Regions from separate parts of the Mus musculus genome. Here region 2 is linked to region 1. A link is a contact called in ENCODE Hi-C or POLR2A ChIA-PET data. All regions are on one chromosome and are shown on one strand. The core of a region is the stretch at or near the end of the contact, and the rest is flanking DNA. Distances in the headings are between cores, read along the strand shown.

Evidence for each region. A loop is a pair of places that touch in the nucleus more often than their neighbours do. ChIA-PET counts read pairs that join two places held with the same protein, here RNA polymerase II (POLR2A).
Region 2: a map of T-helper 2 cell shows a loop between it and region 1 (2.0-fold over the local background). The contact joins the promoter of Adra2a here to the enhancer-like site in region 1. A Hi-C loop is called at or near these places in 1 of 37 maps with a recorded cell type or tissue (T-helper 2 cell). POLR2A ChIA-PET finds 5 or more read pairs at or near these places in 1 of 5 experiments (Patski).

The regions. Positions count from the first base shown.
Region 1 is chr19:53,849,135-53,852,116 of GRCm38, reverse strand. Rbm20 (RNA binding motif protein 20) reads right to left here. Exons shown (of 14, transcript NM_001170847.1): 10 at 1,929-2,015; 11 at 301-940. Among named protein-coding and RNA genes, the nearest start is that of Gm41863, 9.7 kb to the left of the region's middle. Within about 2 kb of position 1,418, at least 2 of the 3 ENCODE cell types and tissues checked have a DNase peak (open chromatin) inside an H3K27ac peak, as active enhancers do.
Region 2 is chr19:54,043,792-54,046,773 of GRCm38, reverse strand. Adra2a (adrenergic receptor, alpha 2a) reads right to left here and starts at 1,515. Exons shown (of 1, transcript NM_007417.5): 1 at 1-1,515. The coding sequence starts at 559.

The sequences.
Region 1 (2,982 bases), core at 169-2,668:
CAACCTGATCTTAGTTGCCCATGCCTAGGTGGGACCCCACAGTGCAGAGAAATCAAGTCGAGGTTATTCCCGGAACACAGGGGGCGCCTGCTGGATTTCTTCTACACTATTTGCTTTAACATTCTAGCCAGGCCTTCGGAGGCTTGCTTCTATTAGTACTTAACTTTCTGTCTTGGCCTTAAGTAACTCCCATCTATCTGTTCCAGCCTGCACATACCCACATGTCCTGAGGGACGCGGTGGTCCAGTCCACCCTACCACCCATGAGGGAGAGGAAGGTAGCCACCCTCAGCCAACACACCTCGGCAAGCCTGGCTTTGGAGGTCGCTTTCAGTAGGTGGGCTGGCTTTTCCTTCCAGGGGGCTGGCTTCATGAGACCCATCTTCTGGGGACCCCCTGGCCTTGCAGTCATCGAGAAAAGGGCTGGACTGCCGGGCCCGCTCATCTGCTGGCTGGGGGGAGGACATTTGCTGCACTGCAGGGGCCAGACTCACATCTGAGTCCTCCTCTCCTCTTGCCTCCTTCTCGTAGCAATTTGAGACCTCCAGTGAGAGGCCTGTCTCGCTTTCAGCTGGCTTCCGCTCAGCATCCAGATTTAGGCCAGGCATCTCCAGGTCCGTGTCATTGGGACAGCTTGCGGAAGTAGACGGCACTTGTCCGGGCAGCTTCAGGCTGAGTTCTGCGTCTCCGTTCCCTAGGGTCTCTCCCTGCTTGGTGAAATCTTTGGCCAAGTCCAAACCTAAGGTGGCCGTTACACAGGTACATATTTTAGGGAGGGTTTTGTCTTTCTGGTCAATAGGCACAATTTCTTCCAGCTCTGGTAAGTCTGGTTCCATGATGAAATCTTCCTCGCCTACTTCGTCCACTGTGACCAACTCCTCCATGTTGGTGGGGTACCAGTTGTCCCCCTCGGGTTCACTCCCACTGTCACAGTCTTGTCCCTGTATGAGGATGTAGAACAGGTGTCATATGGTGGCTTAGAATACTCAAACGTCAGCCATACGCATTGGCTATAGGAGCCTTCATGTCGGAAAGACCTTGAGCGCTTCTCCTGCTCCTTGGGTTCTTAGGGGATGTGAGCCCCTCAAGCCTCACTTATTCAGTCGCCCCCCAAGTGGCACAGGCTTCACAACAAGCCCTTGCTGCTTGATTTGCCACGTTTTGAATGACACAAAGAATCCTTAACTTTGCTATATAGTAGCTATTTGTGACTATCTCTGAATGAATGGATACATTACAAATGGACGTCACTAAAGGTGGCTGGAGAGAATCCACTCACAAACTTCCTCCAGACTCCCTCTCTCAGCAAAGGTGCAACTTCCGCCCACACTCTGCCTCCGGTATTTTTCCCTTGGTGTTCCCAGCAGCCCTAGGGCTTGGCACACAGATTCGGAAGATTAGTGTCCCCTGACCGGAAAGGCATGAAGCTGGCGATCATCCAAGGACATTTCGTTTGCCCGTGGAAGCCCAGCCCAGGAGGACAGTAACTGGATTTTGATTTTTAACTAAGTACAAATAATCTTTCTAAAACACACAGAGTATGTCTCATTAATCTCAGGGTCTTGGGCCTGCTGAGGTCAGGGCTTCAAGTTGACTGCTTGTGTCGTGGACCCACTAAGGGACCTGCCTATTTTGGGAGCCTGGCTCTGAAGTCTGAGTCTTTCTTGGGCATATGTTTTCTTTTAGCAGCACAGCCAAGTTGCAGGAGAGGGGGGCGGAGCCCGGGCGTGCAGCTAAAGATCTCCCCAGAGGAGACATCGAAAGACTTCCACAGAGCTGTTTCTCCAGAGAGCACTGGGGCCATTGGTACAAGTGCTTGTGAAGACACGAACACATCCCATACGGCCGCTGTCAGGCAAAACCGACCCGGTGACAGAGTCTCTGATGCTAATATATGACACCACCACCAAGATGGGGGTGCAAACTCACCTTCTTTGTCCTTGTGTTTTCTGGATCACAGGACTCTGTCCCTTCCTGCTGTATGCCCACCATGCCTTCCTGTTCCTCAGCTCCAGCCTTACAGGGGAAGAACAGACCAAACAAGACTAAGAGTAGGCAGAGGCAGAAGAGGGGACACAGAGAGAAGTAGAGAGATCCGCACGCTCCTCCCCCGACTCCCTCACAGCGGAGGGGAGGCCACTGCTTCGGGAACTGAGGCTCAGAAAGAAACATGCTCACTCACACTGACAGAAAAAACATTTTGGGGGCTGGTGAGATGGCTCAGTGTGTAAGAGCACCCGACTGCTCTTCCGAAGGTCCGGAGTTCAAATCCCAGCAACCACATGGCGGCTCACAACCATCTGTAACAAGATCTGACGCCCTCTTCTGGAGTGTCTGAAGACAGCTACAGTGTACTTACATATAATAAATAAATAAATCTTAAAAAAAATTTTTTTTTGAAAGTAGGTCTTGTAGTTTTTCAGGGGACAGAGACCCCTGGTGATCTGAGTGTCTGCAGCAAAGGATGAACATTAAAAAAAAGCAAAAGTGACTTGAGTGGGGAAAGCTCGGGGAGGGGAGTGGCCACTGTGGGGCATCTCCTCCTAAAGACATCATTTCCATTAACACACACATGTGTACACACAGAGAGACACTGTGCACAGGCACACATGTACACATACACACATGCACACACATACACACACACACACACACACACACACACACACACACACACGGGCGTGAGTACAGGTACCCATAGAAGCCAAAGGCTTCAGATCTCACGCAGCCGCAGTTATAAGCACTTGAGATCTGGGAACCAAACTAGGGTTCTCCGAAAGAGCAGCGCACACCCTTCACCACTGACCCCTTTCAGCCCTGCAAAGGTACATTTTAGATAATTATGTTAGTACCTACATAAAGTCCACAACTTTGCCTCGTGGCCTTCTTTGACTAAAATAAGATCTTTTGTAGAAGGCTTTGGAGCTGGAGAGATGACTCAACAGTTAAGAGCACTGGCTGTACTTCCAGAGGGCCCAGGTTT
Region 2 (2,982 bases), core at 266-2,765, 190 kb before region 1:
TGGAGATGAGTGGCGGGAAGGAGATGACAGCCGAGATGACCCACACGGTGACAATGATGGCCTTGATGCGACGCGGCGTGCGCTTCAGGTTGTACTCGATGGCCTGCGTGATGGACCAGTAGCGGTCAAGGCTGATGGCGCACAGGTGCACTATGGACGACGTGCAAAAGAGCACGTCGAGAGCCAAATAGATCTCACACCACACCTTACCAAAGTACCAGTAACCCATAACCTCGTTGGCCAAAGAAAAGGGAATGACCAGCGTGGCCACCAGGATGTCCGCTGAGGCCAGGGACACCAGGAAGAGGTTTTGGGGAGCTTTGAGCGCGCGACTGGTGAACACCGCGATAATAACCAGCACGTTGCCAAATACTGTGAACAGCATGAGCAGGCCAGCCAGGCAAACCAGCGTCAGTGTCACCTGCAGGGAGTAAGGGGTGGCTCGGGTGCCGCCTCCGGGCGCTTCGGTCCCGTTCCAGCTGCTGTTGCCGGCATCCGGCTGCAGTGAGCCCATGGGCGCAAAGCTGCCCTCGGCCAGCGGCTGCTCCTGGCGGAACATGAACGCGGGTGCTGGTTCTCGTGGGCCTGCTGCCAGCTGCCTTCCGGCCCCGCGTCCGTGGGTCCTCCTCTTCCTCCGGTGCGGGGTTCGTCCCGCCGCGCCTCACATAAGGAAGAGGGCCGCAGGGAGCTCGGGCCCAAGCTGGGGACCGCTAGTGGTCCATGGACTGGAGCCCGCGAACTGGCACCGGTTCGTCCTTCCGACGCTCCGGGTGGGTGCTTTCTCTCTCCCAGCTCCTCAAACACAGCCAAGTTTTATTTCTAAGCGGCAGGATCGAGTAGGGCCAGCTGGTGGTTAGAGATTTTATTCTTCAAGAAAAGAGAAAAGAAATTATCGGTGGCCTGATGATTTGGAAAGATGTCAGAAATTTATACAAATGCATTTAGCTAGTCATCTATACCTTGATTCTTAAGCTGAGCGAAAGCATGAAGTCTTACCCCAAGAGGCAGCGGAGGGGTGTTGGTGTGGGCTCGGAGTCCTAGGTCTGTCTTCTTATACCCTCGAAGAGATTTCCAACTCCGTCGCTACCCTCCAGGCGGGGTGGCGAGGGCTGGGCCGGACCTCCGGCGAAGGCGCGGACTCTGCCTCCTCTAGGAGCCCCACGGGACTTCCAAAGTTGTGCGCTCTGCTGGGGCTGGGACTCTGTACACAGAGCTCGGGGGCGGCGGCGGTGGGGTGAAGGGTGTGGGGGCCGCATGAAGCCGCACCCCCACCACCACCACCTCGGTCCTCAGGGCCAAGCTAGGTGAGCGACCGGCTCTCCAGGAGCCGCGGCGGAGCCAAGGGTGGCTGCTAGCCGCGATCTGGGTGGGCGCTGAGCGCCACAGACCCGGCGGGGGTCGGAGGGCCGCGTGAGTTTTCGCAGGACCGCAGGACTTGGAGCTGGAGGCGCTGGGTGGCTGGGCGGTGTGCGCCGGCTGCTGGGCGTCTGCACGGAAGCGGGAGCCGAGGCTGCTCCGCCGCTCTACGCTGGACTGGTTTTATAGCCCCAGGATGAAGCCGGCGTTGCCGAGCAGCCGGCGTCAGCCCCCACGTGGGAAGTCGACCCTCCTCCGCCCCTCGCGCCTCCCCTCCTTAGGTCTAGAGCCCGCACCCGAGTCGGACCCGGGAGAGCGCTGCCTCTGGGACCCGGCTTTTGGAAAGACGGGTACAGGGAGCGAGGGGCAATAAGAGAGAGCCTAAGGAGTGGGGAGCGGCCCCTGCTGGGAGTTGGCCGTTCGGCTACTAGCTGGCCCAGGAGACAGTAGCAGGCGCCCAGCGGTACACCGATCTAGCTGGGTTTTAGCAGAAGAGGGTGCCAGGGTGCTGGGACCCGAATTAGGAGATGCAGAGTGGCATAAGAGTCGCTGGCGAGCAGCCCCGCCCCAGGTCAAGCGCAGGTGCTTCTGGTGACTGGGATGAAAGGGATCCCGGAGAGGTAAGCGTGTGCGGGTTCCTAAGGAACCACTGGAGCGGAATGGACCAGCATCCACGAGAGCAGACCAGGCCGGAGTTATCCATACTTAGGGAAGAGAAGGCCTCCTATCCTAGCAGCTGCCGGGACTCTCAAGGCCTGGACTCTGCACTGCGCCCCTTTGAAAGGCGGTGGGGAAGGGTCCTGGAGGGGTAGGCCCTGAGCCATGACAGAACGAGAGCGCACTGACACCTGCTGGCCGCTGGTCGTCACGGCTGGAAAGCGACTTAAGGGCTCCAGGCTCCTCTGGAGTCCTTTCCTCCATTTTTCTCCTATCTTGGGGGCAAGTTTGGACTAAGCTGGGGCGGCGGGGGTGGGGGGGGGGGAGGGGACACGGACAGATTTCAAACTGCACTATGTCATGATGCAGAAATCTTCAGGTTGTATAGATCTACCTCTGATGAGAGTAAGGCTCGGAACCTTCTACAGATGTGAGAGTCCTGGATCTTCCTCTCTGCTTGCCTGGCTTTAAACTACTGGGAACCGTTAAGCATTAGTTGAGGCACAGCTACTTTATGAAGAGCGCCATGACATTATAGGTAGATGTAAGCCTTACGCTGTTTTAATCAGTACCTACTGTGTGCACGAATTAAAGTATTACACTGAACTCCACAAATGTATAGGATTATTATGTGTTTGTCAAAAAGGGGTTTCTGATTATGGAAATAGAAAAGTTAACTATCCTGACTTGGTCATTACATACTGTGTGTAATATTGAATTAACATACAGTATCTTACACATCTGTACAATTAAACGTGAAAGAAAAACATCTTATTAGACTCTATCCCCACTTACATGGCCTTTTCTCCTACACCCCCAATACACAGATAAGTACACACATCTGCACAGCATCTGTCGGTGAGGGCAGGGTGCTAGCCAAGAAAGAAAGGGTGTTTTCTATGTTCTCTCTCTGGTGAGAAAGGTAGGAGCTTGGCAGTAGATGGCAAGGTTTCTAAGCACTCAGGCAGG